2 separate regions of the Mus musculus genome follow, and region 2 is linked to region 1. A link is a loop called in an ENCODE intact Hi-C map of the cell type or tissue named here. Cell type or tissue: left cerebral cortex. All regions are shown on one strand. Links, peaks and the distances in the headings refer to the core of each region. The heading gives the core; the rest is flanking DNA. Region 1 holds the start of Kcna1 (potassium voltage-gated channel, shaker-related subfamily, member 1). Region 2 holds the start of Gm33449 (a long non-coding RNA gene).

Region 1 (5,373 bases), core at 142-5,141:
AGGGATTGTCCCCATCTAATGTATGTACTTAAATACAGTACTTTAGTTGCTAAGAAAAGAGTTAATAAATGAAGGAGTGCACTTTTGGTGAATGCAAATGAAAAGGGCCTATATTTAGAAGAGTCAATTTCAACGTAAGCTTATTCCCTATTGTCTGGGTTAACTTTCTCGGCATGCGATTATAAAATAAATGTTATCAGATTCAAACATGCTTACCATTTAACTCTTGTGCTCTTGCAATAAGGAGGGTAAGGTTTTACATCCACTTCTGAAGGTCAGGGGTCAGGGGTCAGGATTGGTTAAAAAAAACTACATTTGGATCATCTGCAGTTGATAGAACTTAGCAGCCCTACAGATGAATCAACTCATTTAATCAAGTTACCCTTTTCTTAGAGAATAGACTGGATTTAGGAGAATGGGGCAGATAGAGAATCCCAACAGATTGGGCCCAGTATCAGATTTGCAAGGTGCTTTCTGAACCATTCTCAATTAGTCCAGATTTTGTTAACCTTGTATGCAATTCAGTTGATCAAAATAAAAGCATTGCCCCCCCCCACACTGACCACTGAAGCTGTTAGAAACTGTTCCACAGAGCACACTATCTGAAATGTGCTGTGCGGTTTGCAAAAGTTTAGAGTGGAGTTCCATGCAGATTTGAATTTTTATATTCCTAAGTGGTCATCTGATTTTTAGGGGAAAAAACAAAACAAAACAAAAATAAATAAATAAAAAAACGAAAACAAAACCTTAAGCCAAAAGATTGGAAATACTTCAGGACAAGGAAATCGTCTTATTTCACACAGACTACTTAATGGAGAGCATTTATAAGAAAATCCTCTTTCTTTTCTTTTTAATAAAAATGAAAATAGTTGGTTGTTGGGTCATTTTTGTGTTTTTGTTTTTATTTTTTGCTTTGTGTTTGGTTTTTTTTTTTTTTAATGGATCTTGAAAGCTTCAGGTTCGCCACTCCCCAAATTCACAATGCAACAATGCATTGCCAGCAAAATAAAGCATTCAAAGACTACTGCTTAGTAAAGTATCTACAGAGCGGGACAGGAGTCGCCAAGGGGTTTGTTTGGGGCTTTTGTTGGCTTGCCTGTTGCTTTTTAAACATCGGTCAGGAGCTTGCTCTTATTAACGCAGTTTTGATCAGCTGTGGTGCAGTTACCAGTTCTGATATTAGCCTGTCTGTAATGGGCTATGCTATTGTTCATATCCTCTTCGATCTCCATGTACTCAGACTTGCTGATAGTAGAGGAGCTGCGGCGGCTGAGGTCACTGTCAGAGGCTAAGTTAGGAGAACTAACATGGAGCAACTGAGCCTGCTCTTCCCCCTCAGTTTCTCGGTGGTAGAAATAGTTGAAATTGGACACAATGACAGGTACGGGCAGGGCAATTGTCAGCACACCAGCGATGGCACACAAGGAGCCCACGATCTTGCCTCCAATTGTCACAGGGTACATGTCACCGTATCCCACAGTGGTCATGGACACCACCGCCCACCAGAAAGCATCGGGGATACTGGAGAAGTGCGACTCAGCTTCTTCCGCCTCCGCAAAGTACACTGCGCTAGAAAACAGTATGACCCCAATGAAGAGGAAAAAGATGAGCAGCCCTAACTCCCTCATACTAGCTTTGAGGGTCTGGCCCAGGATCTGAAGGCCCTTGGAGTGGCGGGAGAGTTTGAAGATTCTGAACACCCTTACCAAGCGGATGACCCTGAGGATGGCCAGGGAAGTGGCCTGCTCGCCCTTCTGATTTCCCTCCTGCTCAGCTATCTCCGTGCCCAGGGTAATGAAATAAGGGATGATGGCCACAATGTCGATGAAGTTCATGATGTTCTTAAAGAAGTCTGTCTTGCTGGGGCAGGCGAAGAAGCGCACCACCAGCTCAAAAGAGAACCAGATGATACACAAGGTTTCCACAATGAAGAAAGGGTCTGTGAAGATGTTGGAAGTATAGATGACTGTGGTGTTGTCGATGCGGTGGATGGTGCCCGTGAAGTCCTTGTCGTCCTTCAGCTCAGGGAGAGTCTCCAGGCAAAAGATGACTATGGAGATGAGGATGACCATGACCGACACAATGGCAATAACCCGGGCAGGTCCTGAGCTCTCCGGATACTCAAAGAGCAGCCACACCTGGCGCTGGTACTCCTTCTCGGGTAGGGGGCGCTCCTCTTCCTTGATGAAGCCCTCATCTTCCCGGAACTTCTCCATGGCTTCCTCGCCCAACTCGTAAAATTTAATCTCCTCGGAGAACATGTCCAGGGGCACGTTGACCGGCCTGCGCAGGCGGCCCCCGGACTGGTAGTAATAAAGGATGGCATCGAAGCTGGGCCGGTTGCGGTCAAAGAAGTACTCGTTCCTCAGGGGGTCAAAGTAGCGCATGCGTTTCTTCGGGTTGCCCAGCAGCGTGTTGGGGAACTGTGCCAGAGTCTTGAGCTGCGTTTCGAAGCGCAGCCCGGAGATGTTGATTACTACGCGCTCGCAGCATTCGTGGTCGTCGTGGTCCGCCTGCCTCGGGTAGCTGCCATCCTGGGGGTGACCTGGAGCGGTCGAAGCCTCGTCCGCATTCTCCCCCGACATCACCGTCATGATGAAAGCAGGGTGCAGGGGTAGGAGGCCAGGAGAGAGCCCGGGTTGTGAAGGAGCGAGGGAGTAGGGGTGGGGGGGACCCAAGCGGCCCCCCCCACCGGAAAGTGAGTCTTCCCCACGCTCACAGGGAGGGGCTTCAGAGCCAGAAGGTTCAGAAGTCTGCAACTTTGCTAGTTATCACCTCCCCTCCTCCACTCTGCCTTTTACGCAATTTGGAAACCCCTCTCGCCTGAGGGCCCCCAGTGAAGCTTTTTTGCTACTCTTGGGGTATTTTTTGGGGGGGGGTGCTCTGTTTTTGTGTTGGTGAATGGGTTTTTCTTCCTGCTCTGATCACCTTAATGCACACCTGCCATCGCTTCCGGGGCTCGCCCCGGCTCCCCTCCCCTCCTGCAGCCCTTCTAGGACACGGTGCAGTGCCAACTCAGCAGCTCCCCAGGCCTGTCACCCACTTTGCTGCTCCTTGGCTCTCCCCCCCTCCTACCCCTCTTCGCCTGCCGCCTTCTAAGCTCCCACCGGGGCGATCGATGGACGCTGCAGAGAAATAAAAAGTGATACGAGGGTAGAAAATCAGAAGCATTCTGATGGGACGAGCCTATAGACACCGAAGAGCACAGACTACTAGCTTTTGTAAAACACATCGGACGTTTACTGGGGTTAACACATACTCACAGACAGACACACAACAGACACCCAGAAATCCAAGTTTGGAAATCTTCCATCCCACTTTTCCCAACGCCCAACAGCCGATCTGTTTACAACTTCGTAAAACTGGAGATCGGAAAAGCGCTTAGAGATACTGAAGGAGCTGCGGGTCCCGGAGAGCAACCCCGCACCCTCAGCCTCCCCCACCCTTCACCCCCAACCTCCGATTCTGCAGCCCCGAACTAGAGAGCTTCCTACCTGGCGGGCCGGCTTGGCGCAGAGGCTGTGCTGAGTCGGCGGAGAGTCTGAATGCGGCAGGTCGCCTTTGCAGCAGCCGGAACGAGCAGCCGCCACCACCGCAGCAGCGTGCGAGAGGCTCCGGGGCCCCTCGCGTTTCCCGTCCTTCTCCTCTCAGGAGTCCGATCGTTTTATCGAGCAGCTACGGAGGAAACGTCCGTACCCTACCCCCATCCTCACACGGTGCAAGCAACCTGGAGACGCTGTCCTCTCTCTGGGGAAGGGAGTCCCGGAGGATGCGGGGTGGAAAGACAAAAAGGCCACCTTCTCCGGAATCACCCAAGCAAATGGCGATAAGCTGCACTCTCGCCCCCCTCTGAACACTACGGGAGCCCTTGATTCGATCCCGAGGGAGGCGGGCGGCTCAAAGCCTGGCTCTACATGGCTCTCCGGTAACCTGCGCTACCACAGCACGGACCTCTCTCCGCGGCGCGCCGCGAGCCTTCAGCAGCTCCGAGTGGGGCAGGGAGCGTGCGGCCGCAGGTTCGCTCGGTCCATTTCTGGGCGCTGCAAGATCAGCAGAAACCTGAGAAAGCGCCTGGAATGCGGAGCAGCGATTGGCCCACCCGGGCGTGGGTTGGGGAGGGCGGGGGAGGGCAGGAGCGAGGAGGTAGATGGAAAATATGAGGGGGTGGTTTGGCAGAGGGGGGTTGTCATTCAGTTCCCATCCTTGCCTGCACAGCTTTTCTTCCGCCCCCCCCCCCGAAAAGCCCACCACCAACTCCTCTTTCCCGGCGGCCGGCAGCCCCTCCCACGCACGGCCCTCCGCTGCGAGCGACCTTCCCCGGGAATTTCACATTGGAGATGGTCAGGTCCGACGCAATGCAGGCGGTGGTGTCCCTGGCAGAACTCCTTGGACCAGTCTGCTTTAGATGCAGTCACACAGGCGATCTTGCTCCTGCATCTCGCTCCTCCGCGCCACCCCGCCTCTCCCCCAGAGGCCTCTCTGCTCAGCCCACCCTAGCCCCCCAACCCCACGCCAGCCACACTCCAAAGGGTGCAGTTTGGTAAGCGCTGCAGTTGAGGATCTCCGGGATTCATCCACACAGTGTTACTGGGAGAAGGTGGTGCCAAGTGTCTGTTTCACTTGAACCGAGGAGGGGGAGCTGAAGTTTTCTTACAGTCAGAATATTCTGAAATGCAGAGAATTTGACGGGAGGGGGAAGGGAGGCGGCGGGGGCGGACAAGCAAAGGTGTCGTGGATTTGTGGATTGTCTGCCAACTTGGTGCTAATTGGGACAAACGTGAGAAGCAAGTCGCCCAATTCGCTTCCTACCCTCAGTCCTGCCTTCCGAACCTCCCCACTCACCCACCCACCCAGTGGCCCTCTGCCGCTCAGGACCACTTTCTAGGCTCCGGACATATTCGCGCAAGGGTCACAGTGGCAGTCTGAGCAAGGGATATGCACCGCGTCCCCAGTGCCGCTGCACCTGGATACAGGCTGCACCGGAGGAGGCAGCCAGCAGCTCCAGTCCTTCCACCGCTGCGGAGCCTCTGAGGAGCCCCCAAGAATCCAGAGTCATCGCTGATTGGTTCTTGGCACGGCCTTGGTACCGCCCCTTCGCACCACCGCGGCTCGCGGCGCCTGCCGCCCACACCACCAACCTCTTTAATCAAAGTCAATGATCACATCCTCCTGGCTCTATTGTGGCTAGTAAGGCAGGGGCCTCTAGAAGGATCCCAGGGATACAGCTAGTTAAATTCCTCCTCCAGATTCAGACCCCAGCATTCCTTTCAGGGGGAAAAAAAAAAATAAGTGTTTGTTCGCTCCTCTCCTCCGGATTCCTAACCCTGCCTTTTCTTCCATGAACAGCGAGTTCTATTGCACAGTACTTCTTCC
Region 2 (5,373 bases), core at 327-5,326, 55 kb before region 1:
AGGAAACATCATCCAGGTGGGTGGCCAGTCTTTCAGCCTTGGGGCCTCCCACTGCCTAGTTACCTATATGCTACCCTTTGAAAGTGCGGATGGTCCATGAAGCACCCAAAGTCATCCTGTGACATTGCAAAGACAGGTTACATAAGATGAGTGCTAATAGCTGAGAGGGCACGAACACTCTTGCAAGCACAGGATCTGTTAAAAATTTGTAACTCAAAAGACCAGGCTCAGACAGCTCAGCAGCAGAGCACGGGCTCTGGGGTGCATCCCTAACACCATCAAAAGAAAATGAAGTAAACCCAAGACTTGGTTTGGGTTTTCAGCTCTGCCCTTCAACATCTATGTGACCTTCTGCGTTTGACTTGGCATCTCCAAGTTCAAAATTCTATAAAGGAAGGGAAAGAGGGAGAGGGGATAGGAGGGAGGGTGGGAGAAGCTGCTCCCTGGAGATTGCTAAGGAACCATGGTCCCACGGCCATGCAAAGGCTGTAGGATGCCTTGTGAACACGTTGCCCAAATCCTCTCTGTGCAGAATGACCTTAGGTTATGTCACATCCCGACAGTCGCTGTCAATGTTCCCTGTCCACCAGTATTGCTAACTTTTCAGGAAAGTCTCCCATTCAAGTGCCACCTCGCCTAGTTGCTTGTGCCGAATGCCTGGTGTCCTGCTGTGCATGCCCTGAGCAAGGCCAGACCCAGCTAGGCAGTTACATGGGGAGTAAACTGAAGCCATGCAGTGCCTGTCATGCAGCCTTCCTGTCTTCCTGTTCCACCCCTGTGCCTGGAGAGGGAGAGGGGAAGAGGGTCGACACACATCCACCCCTCTTCCTGGCCTCCGTCCTGGAGAGAGAAATGCGGCTCCATCTCCACAAGCCAAAGGAACAGCTTGTGCTGCCTGAGCAGGCGAGCGCCAGGAGGGGATCTGAGTCATTCTGACAGCAAGGAAGGCACTGTGCCAGCCATGCAGAAGGCACTCCTCTAGGGCAGGACAGCCGACATCAGGGCAGGGAGATGGAGCTCCCAAGCAGAGGGCTCCAAGTTGGCTTTGCGGCCACCTGGCCCTTGGAGCACACAAGAGCAAAGACTCCCTTTTCCCTATGTCCGTGTCCATGTCCGTGTGTGTGTGTGTCCGTGTGTGTGTGTGTGTGTGTGTGTGTGTGTGTGTGTGTGTCTCCTTGTGACACAAGGAGCACTGGCTTCCCTTATAGCATGGATCAACTACACACCCTGCTAAGTGACCATGGGCCTTCTGTCCTCACTGGACTGTGGTGGGTCACATTGTCACACAAGGAAGAGACAACACATTTCCACTTCCTACCTATACCTCCCAGGATGACTGCCCTCCCAAACACACACAGGCACACACACACAGGTACACACACACACCCACCACACATCCTTTAATAATTTCACACAAACCATTTTTCTCATGCTTCCCCCTTTCCTAGGTAAGGCTTACATGCTTGCTGGAACCTTTGTTTCCCAGGTGGCAGTGCCACTCGCAGAGGTTATAGAATCTTGGGGGCATGAGGCTTAGCTGACATTATGGGTGGGGCTTGAGGGTTTGAGCTTGGTCCTCTTTCTATGTCTTATTTCTGTTTCTTGCTTCAATAAGATGTGGCAAGCTTCCACCCACGGCATGATCCCACAGTGGCCATGAACTCCAGTATGCCTTCCCTGTCAGTCAAAATGCATCCTTGCTTCTGTCAGCTATTTGATCACAGTGAGGTGAGCTGTCATCACTCAATGACGACTGTGTGCTGCATTGCTTCTTTTCCTGTGACTTAGTAGCGTTAGAGCCAGGAGGTAGCTCTCTGATTCTTAACCCCGACTCACTGTAGAAGCACGAACAAAGATTATAAAACAGTTCCTGGGTTCTACCACAGGGTAACCAACTCAAGTTACAGGCAGGGATGTGTTTCCCAGACTCCCAGAATATACCATGTCTTAGGACCTGCTGGCTCTAGATGCTCACACATCTTCCATGAAGGCACATTCTGTTCAGAGACAGGCCAACTACTACCTTAGCTCTCCAATTGCTCTACCTACCTAGTGAAAGGTCTTCCATAATTCTAAGCCCAGCCCTAGTCAAATATTGTGTGTTTGCCTCATCTCTAGGCCACTCTGGTGTCTGTCACAGTCCTGGCACCTATTTGAGACTTTGATGGCCCCTTGATGGTCCACATGGAGCCCACCAGCTTCTGAAAAATGTGTAAGGAGGAAGCTTGCTTTATTGCCCAGTCTCCTCATTTGTTTGGGGCTTAATATCAGGAGAGACCACCTTACGAGGACTGAGTGAAGCCATCTTCACAATAGCTATCAGGAGCGGCAACAGATTACATTCCTGATGTGTCCTGGGGTCCAGACAGGTGGAATAATGAATCACCCACACCCAGTTGTGTGGATGCTCCCGCTGCCTCCCAGAGGATACATGTCTATAGCAATGGGTCTTTGGAATGGAGAACTGTGTCTGAGCCCAGGGTGGGTGAGCATGGGCAACAGAACACTTCCACCACACAAAAATGCTTGAAGGCCCAGATGGTATTCATTAGAGAGGGAGTCAAGCCAGCACAGGACAGCAGCCTTTTCCCTTCCCCCAGCCTCAAGGACAGCCTGGGAAAAACCAGGTCCTCCCTTCTTGGAATGAGTGTCTGCTGCTCCTTTTTAATTCTAAATCTCTCAGAGAAGGACATTGCTTCTCAGTGCCACCACTCAGAAGGGAAGGGACAGCCTCTCTCTCTCTCTCTCTCTCTCTCTCTCTCTCTCTCTCTCTGTTTTATTGGATATTTTCTTTATTTACATTTCAAATGTTATCCCCTTTCCCAGTTCCCTATGCCCCGGGGTCCCCCCCCATCCCTGCTCCCCTTGCTTCTATGAAGTTATTCTCCCACTCATCCACCAAATCTTGCCTCCCTGCCCTGGCATTCCCTTACACTGGGGCACCGGGCCTTCACAGGACCAAGGCCTCTCCTCCCATTGATGCTCAACAAGGCCATCATCCACTATACATGCCACTGGAGCCATGGATCCCTCCATGTGTACTAGTGACAGTGTCTCTTAACCATCACAATTCAAAATTTAGATACTAGATGTCACTTCCTGGGTGACCTTGTACACACCCAGCAGTTGTGTGGAATGTTCCTCACCCTGCTTACATTTCCTAAAACATAAAGAATATCATTTGATAGGCCAGTGTCAGGGTTTGCCACTTGCCATCTATAGGTCATCAGAACTAGAGGGCCACACAAAATCAGGCTGGAGTACATCATTAGTGAATGAAAATCTGGTACAGCTGCAATCTCAGAACACAGGAGGTGAAGCAGAAGGATGAGTTCAAGGATAGCCTGAGCTACATAGTACATTCCAAGCCAGTCTGGGCTACTGCCCAAAATAAAAGAGAGGGAGGAAAATCTGAGAATGTAACTTAAAAGTAGAACACTTACTTACCTAACACATAAGATAAATGATCTTGGTTCAATCTCTAGCACTACCATAAAAATGGATGGATGGATGGATGGATAAATGAATGATTGAATGAATGAATGAATGAATGAACGAACAGCAACCAGCAAAAACTTGAGCAGGTGCATGATCTGTTACCCCTAGTTTTCTAGAGGACCCCCAAAGAAGCTGGGGATTGGTAAGAGAACTCAAGTTTCCCAACTCTGCTCTGAATGAAGCTCTAAGACACTAAGCCACAGAGAGGGGATGGCCCAGCCTTGAGCTGAAGAACTGTTGGCAGCTGCCTCCTCCAGGAAAAGGAGGAAAAGTGGGCAGCTCTGTGGCTCTGTGGCTCTGAGGCTCCTTCCCCAGCCTGGCACTCCCACTTCGGTCTGCCTGCCAGCCCACAGCACCACCCTTCCTATCGTATCCCAGAGAGGCAACACAAGACCGTTATGAAAGCAAGTGCTTCTAGATTTCAAGGTCTCTGTTTTAAATCCATGACCTTCGATGTGATTAAAATGCTGCTCTTGGTTTCACAGGAGCCTTTATGTAAGCGAGTAGAGAACCATCCCCAACAAGCTGTGCCTGCTTCCCAAAGCCTGCTGGGAAATGGTACCTAACTGCAAAGGCTTTCAGAGCAGAACACCGGCTAGGGGCTCTGAGAGTTTGAAAGAATCTCTTCATCTGATTCAAAAGCCCACAGCTTTACAAATGTGTCCATCCACTAACCTCAGCCTCAGCACACTTAATACATGGGGACTGGGTAAAAGTGATGGTTCTAGGGATAACCCATGCTCAGGGGCAGGAAAGGAAAGGGCCGGAGAAAGATAAGCCAAGAGGTAGAAATGAGGAGCAAGCTTTTCACCCAAATAGAGATTCAAAAGACAGGGCAGGACCAGCATGACTCAGGACAGACAGCTCAGGAACTGTTTCTGAGCTTGTTCGCAATGTTGTGGTAGACCAGTACTCCCAATAGAGCACATTGGACACTAAGTCAGTTGTAGTGTTTCATAATCCCACTGAAAATGAACACAGCTAAAGTTAATCTGTTTTAAGATAAGAACTTACTATGTAGTCCAGGCTAGCCTCAAACTCAGTGTATAACCCCAAACCACTCTCAGGGCAATTCTCCTGTGTCGCCCCCCTAAGTACTGGGATAACAGCCATGTGTCACCATGTCTAGCAGTTTTAATAGTATTTTTAGTTCACACAGTATGTTTAACACATAGATATTTTAGCACACAATCTATATGAAATAACCAACAAAGATAGACCTTTTAATGCCCATTATTTCAAATCCATGACTACTTTAAATCCACATGTGTCTCAGCTCACCAGTGCCACATAACAAATGGTTGACTTCTCCTTTTGTTGAGTAGCTGCCATAGTGTATTGGATGTTCCAGAGAAATCAGGAGAATAAAATAAGCCTGATATGGTTACCAAAACTTCCAAATGAATGGGGATAGTGATATTGAGGTGTCCTTGGAGGCTTTAGAGCATAACTAATTTTGCCCAACTTAGAGGTTCAAGATAGCTCCTGTATCCCCGGGGGAAATGACGCTAGGCCATGCTGCAAGCTGAAGAGATTAAGTCCTGTTGGGGGATGAAGCCTACTAAGAATAGGTTTTAGGAAGCAAGTATAAGCAAAAGCTGGGAAGTGGTTCAGGCAGTCACTCCCATGCTGGGTAAGAGTGAAGAACTGGGTTCTGATGCCCAGGATCCACATAAAATCCCTGTGGTGTTGTACACGTGTGACAAAAGAGTGGAGCTACGGAGACAGGTGAATGGAGAATTTTCTGGACACACAGGCCAAATGAAACAGCAAGCTGGAGGTTGAGTAAGAAACCTTGTCGCAAAAAGTAAAATGGAGACCAAGAAAGGAAGCTACCCCACCTTGACCTCTGGCTCTTCATATACTTGTGAGGGG

Evidence for each region. Peaks named below come from ENCODE experiments on the same cell type or tissue, not always from the same donor. Only the 100,000 strongest peaks of a DNase experiment are listed, where the experiment ranks them.
Region 2: it touches region 1 in a loop (3-fold over the local background); 4 of 42 quality-filtered maps call a loop at or near these places.

Annotation. Positions count from the first base shown.
Region 1 is chr6:126,640,762-126,646,134 of GRCm38, forward strand. Kcna1 (potassium voltage-gated channel, shaker-related subfamily, member 1) reads right to left here and starts at 5,040. Exons shown (of 2, transcript NM_010595.3): 1 at 3,495-5,040; 2 at 1-3,125. The coding sequence starts at 2,594. The coding sequence ends at 1,107. In left cerebral cortex, for the core only: a CTCF peak has its summit at 2,172; DNase peaks (open chromatin) are centred at 2,219, 2,372, 3,319, 3,636 and 4 more places; H3K4me3 peaks cover 4,591 bases; H3K27ac peaks cover 3,340 bases.
Region 2 is chr6:126,585,122-126,590,494 of GRCm38, forward strand. Gm33449 (a long non-coding RNA gene) reads right to left here and starts at 2,784. Exons shown (of 2, transcript XR_378038.3): 1 at 1-2,784. In left cerebral cortex, for the core only: no CTCF peak of the experiment used is centred there; DNase peaks (open chromatin) are centred at 901, 1,776, 3,364 and 3,892; H3K27ac peaks cover 2,610 bases.